Regions from separate parts of the Homo sapiens genome. Here region 2 is linked to region 1. Evidence: chromatin contacts called from ENCODE Hi-C or POLR2A ChIA-PET data. All regions are on one chromosome and are shown on one strand. The core of a region is the stretch at or near the end of the contact, and the rest is flanking DNA. Distances in the headings are between cores, read along the strand shown. Region 1 overlaps AHCYL2 (adenosylhomocysteinase like 2). Region 2 has its middle 36 kb from the start of TNPO3.

Region 1 (4,817 bases), core at 1,309-3,808:
GGGAGGTTGAGGCAGGAGAATTGCTTGAACCAGGGAGGCAGAGGTTGCGGTGAGCCAAGATCATGCCATTGCACTCCAGCCTGGGCAACAAGAGCGAAACTCCGTCTCAAAAAAAAAAAAAAAAAAAAAAAAGTCTTAGCAAAGGGATTTACAGTTGCATCACTGAGATCTTTACTTTGAGGCCATATTTTATTGGTAGCATCTTGAATTTTATCTTTCCTCTGAAGCCATTTATTTAGAAGTCATTGGTCAGGCTAGGCGCAGTGGCTCATGCCTATAATCCCAGCACTTTGGGAGGCTAAGGCGGATGGATCACTTGAGCTCAGGAGTTTGAGACCAGCCTGGCTGATATGGTGAAACCCTGTCTCTACCAAAAATACAAAAAAACAGCTGGGCATCATGGCGGGCACCTGTAATCCCAGCTACTCAGGAGGTTGAGGCAGGAGAATCACTTGATCCCGGGAGGCAGAGGTTGCAGTGAGCACCACTGCACTCCAGCCTAAGTGACAGAAAAACTATCTCAAAATAATAATAATAATAATAAAATAAAAGTCATTGGCCATTTGAAGCAACTAGAGATGAGAAAAAGTTTTATTTTCTATAATAACACAACCATTCCTGGGTTAGAAATATTTCCTCTAAGTTCTGTTTTAAAACTTAGTAGTTCATTTTTTAGTTCATTTATCAATTTGTACCTTATCATACTTAGAAAAAACTAGGTAACATTTTTTCAACATTCTGCCTAGAAATCTCCTTAGATACACTGAAGTCATTAGATACATTTTCTATGGTCTATGTAACCACATGTGGCAGTACCAATAAACCTTGAATCACTATATAACAAAGGTTCACTCTTTTCCCAGCCTCCAATAACACTTTTCTCTCTGTGTTTCAAGCCTTCACTGTCTTCTCAAGGTCCCTCCATCTTTAACCCTCACCAAATTCCAAAGCCAATGCAAATTGTAGGTTTTGGCAGCACCTTATTTCAAGGTACCAAATTTGGTTTCAGTTATCTATCACTACAAACTACCCTAAAGCTTAGTGGCATAAAACTACAACCATTTTATTATACTCACAATTCTGATTCAGACAGAGTATAGCAGGAACAGCTCGTGTCTGCTCTATAACATCTGGGGCCTCAGGTAAGGTGGCTCCATTGATTGAGGATAACTAGACTGGGAGCCATACGCCTAGGGCCTGGGCTTTTCTCCATATGATGCCCACTGGAACTGGAACTCACGTAGCTGAAAAGTGATGCTAGCTGTTGGCTAGGAGCTCAGCTGAGCCTCTCCATCTGGCTTGGACTCCTCACAGCATGGCAGCTAGGTTCCAAGACTAAATGTTCCATAGCACAGCAATCCAAAAGAGAATGTTCAAATAGGCCTAGATGGAAGCTGCAAAACTTTTCATGACCTGGCCTTGAAAGTCCCAGAATGTTATCTCTGCCACATTTCACCAAACAAGTCACTAAGGCCAGCCCAGATTTGGTATGAACAGAGGAATAAACTCCACCACTAGATGGGGGTGGTGCACATGTGGAGGGAAGGAACTAACATCAGCCATCTTGAAAACATGCTACAACAATCTGTCTTTGTTTCAATAAGTGTAATTCATTTATGTTCAGTATGATTACTGATGCATTTGGATTTATCTCTACCATCTTTTATTATGCTTTCTATTTATCCTATCTTTTCTATGACATTTATTACATTTTCCTTATCTGCTTTCTATTAAATGGAGGAAGTATACAAATTATAAATTCAATGAATTATAACAGAGTGAAACAGCCATGTAACTATCACCCAGGACAAAAATCCAATGTTACCCGCACCCGGGTTTTTAGCTTTATATAAATAAAATAACATAGTATATATTATTTTACATCTGGCTTCCTTCCTTCAACATTATTGTTATTCAGCCATGATCTTATGCATAGCAGCAATTTATTCATTTCCATTGCTTAATAGTATTCTGTTCTATGAATATACCATAATGTATCCATTCTACCATTGATATTGTCCACCAAATTTTAAGTTTCAGTGACTATATTTTTTGAAGGTCTATTTTAAAACTCTTTTTTTTTTTTTTTTTTTTGGAGACAGTCTCGTTCTGTTGCCCAGGCTGGATTGCAGTGGCACCATCTCGGCTCACTGCAAGCTCCACCTCTCGGGTTCACGCCATTCTTCTGCCTTAGCCTCCCGAATAGCTGGGACTACAGGCGCCTGCCACCACGCCCAGCTAATTTTTTGTATTTTTAGTAGAAACGGGATTTCACCGTGTTAGCCAGGATGGTCTCATCTCCTGACCTCGTGATCCGCCCGCCTCGGCCTCCCAAAGTGCTGGGATTACAGGCATGAGCCACCACGCCCGGCCCAAACTTTTTTTTTTTAGAGCACCTTTAGCTGTGAGATTTGGTGTGGCCTAGATTGAGGATATCCCTATAGAGAAGTTTTGCACTTGCTTCAGCCTGATGCCGTAGGACTGTTGCAGATTCAAGACTACTTTATATGTTAATTTCTTGGCTTTGGGTTTCCTGGACTGCAGAAAAAGAGGAACATTCTAAACTGAACCTATGTGAAGACAACCCCAGGTAACAAATTCTCAGAGAAACCTTTCTCACCTAAAGCCCACACGGAGTGGACAAACTTCCTTGACATTTCTCTATGCCATGGGGCAAATGTTTTTTCTAGATCATCTTTTCAATAATGTGGAAACCCTTTGAGGAACTTAGCTTTCTGCAAGGGAGTAAAAAAGTCTCTTATTCCCATGTGGTTGTTAAAACTAAGTCTCTTAGTCATCCAGAGCAGCCGTAACTTTAGCTTATGTACTTAACACTGATTTTCAATGCCCTCATCATTTTTTTGCCCCTAAGGATTTTCCTTACTTTTTCACAAGCTCAGCTATAGATTTAAAATAATGTCTATTATATATTTATCTGGCATATGACTAGGAATCTTGAGTGTTCTTTCCCCCTTTGTCAAATGTAAAACATATAACAAGGAGGGGGAAGTCACAGGAAGAGAAACTCAAAGAAAAAAGTGAAAAATGTTCTGCCTTTTATCATGGACAGGACCCATAGGTCCAAGGTTATTTGCACTAAGAAGATTCTAACTAAAGGGAATGTATACTATTTTTATCATTGGAACTGAGTATCTCTGTACTCTGGTGACTAATAGAAGAGGACGCCAATCAAGCAGGTACGTATGTCAAGGCAGTTCTAAACACAACTGACGTTACATTAGGAAGGTAGAATCCCTCAACCAGTGTGACCCAGATAATACAATGAGGAAGGATCTAAAGGAACTGAGAAAGGAAATATTAAGATATACCTAATAGTCTCCTAATGGGCTTCATTTTCTTTTCAGTAAACTTTTGACCTTGCTTCTACCAAACACTGTAAAATTAAATAATACGCAGGAATAAGGAAGGCCCAAGTCAAAAACTTTCCATCACTGTAAGTATAAACACTTTAGCTAGAAAGTGAGTAGTAGATAGGAGCAAAAATGGTAATATGAAATTATAAATGAAAGTCAGACACTGGAACAATATCAATAAAGAATATATTTTAATGTCCATAAAAAATCCATTACAAATAATTTATTTGACATATATTATGCATTTAGTGATAAGGATATAAGCATGAATTAAGTATCAAGCAAATTTATCAATCTATAGACACTGTAAAATTTAAGGTGAACTCTAAAAATTACGGAATACAAAAAGAACTCATTTAGGGCCGGATATGGTGGCTACACTTTGAGAGGCTTAGGCAGGAGGGCTGCTTGAGCCGAGGAGTTCAAGACAAGCCTAGGCAACATAGTGAGACCCCCATCTCTATTAAAAAACAAAACAAAACAAAACAAAACAAAACCGGCACAGTGGCTCCCGCCTATAATCCCAACACTTTGAGAGGTTGAGGTGGGTGAATCACGAGCTCAGGAGTTCAAGACCAGCCTGGTTAGCATGGTGAAACCCCATCTCTACTCAAAATAAAAAAAAAATTAGCCAGGCATGGTAATGCGTGCCTGTAATCCCAGCTACCCAGGAGGGTGAGGCAGGAGAATCACCTGAACCCAGGAGGCGGAGGTTGCAGTGAGCTGAAATTGTGCCACTGCACTCCAACCTGGCCAATAGAGCAAGACTCTGTCTCAAAAAAAAAAAAAATTAGGCATGGTGGTGCACACCATGGTGGTCCCAGTAGGACTCAGTAGGCTGATGTGGGAGGATGGCTTGAGCCTGGGAGGTTGAGGCTGCACTGGGCCATCATCGTGCCACACCACACTTCAGACTGGGCAACAGAGTAAGTGAAAAAAAAAAAAAAACAGGAATCATTTAGGAAAAAAAGAAAAGAAAAAAAAGAAACTTTGAAAGCCAAAAGGTCTACACATATGGTTATGATCCCATTTATATGAAATGTCCAGAATAGGCAAATTATATGAAACGTCCAGAGACAGAAAATAGATTCGTGGTTGCCTAGGGAATGATTACTACAAGGTTTCTTTCTGGGATGATGAAAATGTTCCAAAATTAAATTACAGTAATGGTTATACACTCTGTAAATATGAAAAAAAATCACTCACTGAATTGTATGCTTTAAATGAGTGAACTTCGCAGTATGAAATTATATCTCAATAAAGTTACTTTTAAAAAGTAAAGAGGTCTACTTATTTTCAAAAAGCTAAAACATTCTACCAAAAGAGAAATTCAGCCCACCAGGCAGCCTTCAAATCTTACTTTTGGTTTGTTTAAACAAAGGAAAGATTCAACCACAGCATTAATGTCGTTCCCAAGAAAGCACAAGCGGCCAGGTGCAGTGG
Region 2 (4,817 bases), core at 627-3,126, 180 kb after region 1:
ATTAATTCACAGTGCTCAGCAAAAGGCATATATGTGAGTACATATTGTGTGATTCCTTCTATATGAAATTCAAAAGCAGATAAAATTAATCTATGATGTTAAAAATCATAATAGGAGTTACAGTGGGGGTGATTTGTGACTGGGAGGAACATGAAGGGGGGCATTAGGGAATGCTGGTAATGTTCTCTTTTTTGATCTGGAGGCTTAGTTACACAGGTGTACTCTGTGAAAATTATTTGAATGGTACATTTATGATTTGTGCATTTTTCAATTTTTGTTATAATTTGATTAATTTTTTTTTTTAGATGGAGTCTTGCTCTGTCACCCAGTCTGGAGTGCAGTGGTGCAATCTCTACCTGGTGCAACCTCTGCCTCCCGGATTTAAGCGATTTTCCTGCCTCAGCCTCTTGAGTAGCTGGGACTACAGGTGCACGCCACCATGCCCGGCTAATTTTTGTGTTTTTGGTAGAGATGGGGTTTCACCATGTTGGCCGGGCTGGTCTGGGACTCCTGATCTCAAGTGATCCACTCGCCTCAGCCTCCCAAAGTGCTGGGATTACAGGCCTGAACCACCACGGCCAGCCCATAATTTGATTATTATTTTTTTAAGTTAATTAACTAGCTGGGTGTGGTGGTACATGCCTGTAATCCCAGCTATTCGGGAGGCTGAGGCAAGAGAATCGCTTGAACCCTGGAGGCAGCGTTTGCAGTGAGCCAAGATCAGCACCACTGCACTCCCACCTGGGTGACAGAGTGAGACTCCATCTCAAAAAAATAGGCCTGGCGCGGTGGCTCATGCCTGTAATCCCAGCACTTTGGGAGGCTGAGGCTGGTGGATCACAAGGTCAGGAGATCGAGACTATCCTGGCTAACATGGTGAAACCCCGTCTCTACTAAAAACACAAAAAATTAGCCGGGCGTGGTGGCACTCCCCTGTAGTCTCAGCTACTCGAGAGGCTGAGGCAGGAGAATCGCTTGAACCCGGAAGGTGGAGGTTGTAGTGAGCCAAGATCGAGCCACTGCACTCCAGCCTGGGCGACAGAGGGAGACTCCATCTCAAAATTAAATTAAATTAAAAGTTAATTAACTAGCCAGACTAGTTACACTACTGTACACTAGGTACACTAGTGTGTACCTGTAATCCTAGCTACTTGGGAGGCCGAGGTGGGAGGACTGCTTGAGCCCAGGAGTTCAAGTCCAGCCTGGGCAACACACTGAGACCCCTGTCTCTTAAAAAAAAAAAAACAGTTGATGAAACAAAAATAATTGTTTAGCGGCCTTGTGCCGCTTTGGTCATATGTTTTGCTCTCTCTTCTTGTGACCAAGCCCTGGCAAGTTTAAGACTCTATTTGTGACCACAAAGCTAAGGGGTCCTTACAGGGGTGAAGGTTATGATCTCAGCTCCAAGATAACTGGTCCTGGAACCTAAACCAAGGGTGTGGGCAGGCCTACCCTTTTGCAAAATACTAGAAAGGCATTTGTAATTTTTTTTCAGTTTTTTTTTGTTGTTGTTGTTTGTTTGTTGTTTTTTCCATTTTTTTCTTCTCATTCTGGAAGAGGAAGAGAAGTGAGAAAAGGCAGTGAGAGTGGCTTACATAAGATGAAGTTTGTGAAAACACCTTGTAAACTGCAGGTTTTCTCATTACAAAGCAGTTTTTAATAGTGGGCAACGATAAGTGGGAGAACTGGGTTTGGGAAGCAGAAAGGGTGAGGAAAAAGAGAAAAAGTCATAATGAAGAGCGTCCCTCTGGTGATACCTTTTTTCCCTCCTTGCACCTGCCTTGGATCCAAGAAGAGCTTCCGGTCTTTGTTACAGTCAGCCCCTGGCGTCTGTTCCCCTAGCCAGGCGGAGTCCCGCTTTCTACCGCAAGAGGGCGATATGGCCACACTGAGCTGGGACCCAATTGCAGAATTGAGAGGAGTCGCTGTGGCCTGGGTTTAATCTGGCTTTGAGGGCTAGACCCCCGACTGGCCAAACCCTCCTCTGTCCCCTCCTGCCCCAAGCCAAGCTATGGAGAAACTGTGGAGCAGAAGAGCAGGGAGGCATTTCGCAAGTTGCATTTCATCTCTGGCGCATTGAAATTTAGGGCATGGGGTTGGGAAATTTGAGGGTGTTTTTTTTTCTTCCTGTGGTCTCATGGAGAATAAAATGTGCATTGCCTCTGCAAAGAGCTTGAAGACCAGGGCCAGGAATCAAAGTCCTTCTGGACCAGGGTCACGGGGGCTTTCAAAAGTGGAATGCTGGCCGGGCACGGTGGCTCACATCCGTAATCTCAGCACTTTGGGAGGTCGAGGCAGGCCGATTACTTGAGGTCAGGAGTTCAAGACCAGCCTGGCCAACATGGGGAAACCCTGTCTCTACTAAAAATACAAAAATTGGCCAGGCGTGGTGGTGGGTGCCCGTAATCCCAGTTACTCGGGAGGCTGAGGCAGGAGAATCGCTTGAACCTGGGAGGTGGAGGTTGCAGTGAGCAAAGATCCCACCACTGCACTCCAGCCTGGGCGACAGAGCGAGACTCCTTCTCAAAAAAAAGAAAAGAAAAGAAAAGAAAAGAAAAAAGAAATAAAGTAGAATATTGACACAATAGGCTTTTTAAAAAAACAAAATTTTCCCCACTGTTGAATGGTTTTCTCCTTCACTTTTCCTTTCCCAATGCTGCAGCCCACTTCTCTTCAACAACCTCACCTGAATCACACACATCAGAGCCAGAAGGGACCTAAAAGACCATTTGCTCCTGTGCTGCTCAAATTGTGCCCAATTGTCACTAGCACCAGAATCAGCTGTGCTTGTTAAAATGCAGATTCCAGGACCCTGACTCAGACGCCACTGGGTGGGTCAGAAACCTACATTTTAAATGGGCACGCACCCTCCTCCAGTATATACATGTGGTTATCCATGCGCACTAAATTTTGAGAAGTTCTTTAGTTCAGCTCTTTCCATTTACAAGGGAGGAACAAATCTCAGAGGTCAAGTGTCATGCCCAAGGTTATCCGGCAGAGTGGCAGCATCACTAGGACTGAAATCAAGACCCTGTACCCTGACCTCACATCAGGGTAAGTTTTTACTCCACGTTTCTGAGAGCCCTAGAGTTTTGAAGAGGTGCTTCAGAGGTTCTGCAAATATTTAATTGCAAAGTGACCTGTTTAAAAGAAAACAGAAATTTGGCATTTGCAACTTCTTATTATGTGAATCAGGATTTTAAAAAACCTTGTGGTTGCAAGGATCAGCCATCATGTTCATTTAATGTTATTGAGATCACTGCAAAAGTCCTACCTTTATTACTGGCTGACTTAGATAAAATAAACGGTTGAAATGCCACTTTTATTTATCTATTGGAATTCTTTTTAAAGTTTCATACGACAAAGCAATTCTACTGCTCTATATAAAATGTATTGGGCAATCACTAACTCTGCGAGCACAGTGTTAAGCACTGTGGAAATAAACAAAAACCACCCAAGTGAGAAGAAACAGAAGCTGTTTATTCAGCGCTTGCTTTAGCCAGGGTCTCAGCCACCATCACTCGCATTTGTCAGAGACTCAGGCAGGCAGGGCTGTGCAAAGCTTTATAGTGAAAAAAAGGGAAGTCTTCAGCTATGCCTTGATTGGAGCTTGTTGGCATGGGAAAGCTAGAGGTAGGCTGACTAGAAATTGAGCATCCAGTGTGATTGGATTGGGGACCATATTTGGCTTTCTGTGCTTGGTCCTGAGTTGGAAGTGGGGGCAGAAGTTAGGGCAGCTGCACTTACTGACTTGGTCAAGTTCTGACTGTTCTGGGATGATTGCTGCAGAGGCTGTGGTTTGGCTTCCTGGATGGGTTGCTGCAGAGGTTGTGGCCCAGAGTTCTATTGTCATATATGATCTGGCCATTGTCTGTTTGTATTTTCATTCTCTCAGCCTTATCTGCATTACTTCATCTAAGCCCTTTCACAACCCCATGAGATTGATAATATTATTATTTCAGCTTTGTGAATGAGAAATGGAATTGCAGAGAAGTTAGGTAACTTGGCCAAAGTCAGACAGTTATGAAGAGGTAAAGATAAAACTTGAACCTAGGCAGACTGACCTCAGAGCCCTGGGTTTCTGTCTCAGCTTTACAGGGAAAAAAAAATTATAGAAACTGACAAACTGTCTAAAAATTCCCATGAAAATGCAAAGGATCTAGATTAGCCAAAACATCTTTGAAAGAGAATAACAAAGTTGGAGGGCTAACACCACCTGATTTCAAGGCTTCATAAAAAATAATAGTCATCAAGATGAGGTGCTATTAACATCATGATAGACAGCTCAAATAGAACAGATCAAATGGAACAGAATAGAAAGTTCAGACACACATACACACACATATACAATTGATTTTTAAAAAGACCCAAAGGCAATGAGAAAGGATAATTTCTAATGAATAGTTTCAGTGAGTTGGGCTAGAACAGTTGGATAGCTATATGCAAAAAAAGAAAAAAAGAACTTCAATTCATACCTTATACCACGTATAAAAATTAAGTCAAAATCGATTATGCACCTAAGTGTAAAATCTAAAACTATAAAACTTCTAGAAAACATAGAAGTAAAATCTTTGTGACCTTTAATTAGATAATATGTCTTAGATATTACACTAAAAGCACAGTCAATAGGAAATAAATTTGATAAATTGGACTTCATCAAAATTAAAAACTTCTTTTCCTGAAAAGATGCCATGAGAAGAATGAAAAGACCAGCCACTGACTGGGAGAAAATATTTGCAAAGCCCATATCTGATAAAGGATGTGTATCCAGAATATATAAAGAACTTTGGAAATCAAATAAGAGCAAAGAATTCAAC

What was found. A loop is a pair of places that touch in the nucleus more often than their neighbours do. ChIA-PET counts read pairs that join two places held with the same protein, here RNA polymerase II (POLR2A). Pooled maps may share reads with other maps.
Region 2: a pooled map shows a loop between it and region 1 (4-fold over the local background). The contact joins two enhancer-like sites. A Hi-C loop is called at or near these places in 2 of 37 single-sample maps with no recorded cell type and 5 of 50 pooled maps. POLR2A ChIA-PET finds 5 or more read pairs at or near these places in 2 of 52 experiments (GM12878 and OCI-LY7).

The regions. Positions count from the first base shown.
Region 1 is chr7:129,268,637-129,273,453 of GRCh38, reverse strand. The region is part of intron 1 of AHCYL2 (adenosylhomocysteinase like 2); the gene reads right to left. Among named protein-coding and RNA genes, the nearest start is that of AHCYL2, 46 kb to the right of the region's middle. RefSeq lists an enhancer at 1,372-1,666. Within about 2 kb of position 2,558, at least 2 of the 41 ENCODE cell types and tissues checked have a DNase peak (open chromatin) inside an H3K27ac peak, as active enhancers do.
Region 2 is chr7:129,088,735-129,093,551 of GRCh38, reverse strand. It overlaps the pseudogene LOC112267982. Among named protein-coding and RNA genes, the nearest start is that of TNPO3, 36 kb to the right of the region's middle. RefSeq lists an enhancer at 3,545-3,694. Within about 2 kb of position 1,876, at least 2 of the 41 ENCODE cell types and tissues checked have a DNase peak (open chromatin) inside an H3K27ac peak, as active enhancers do.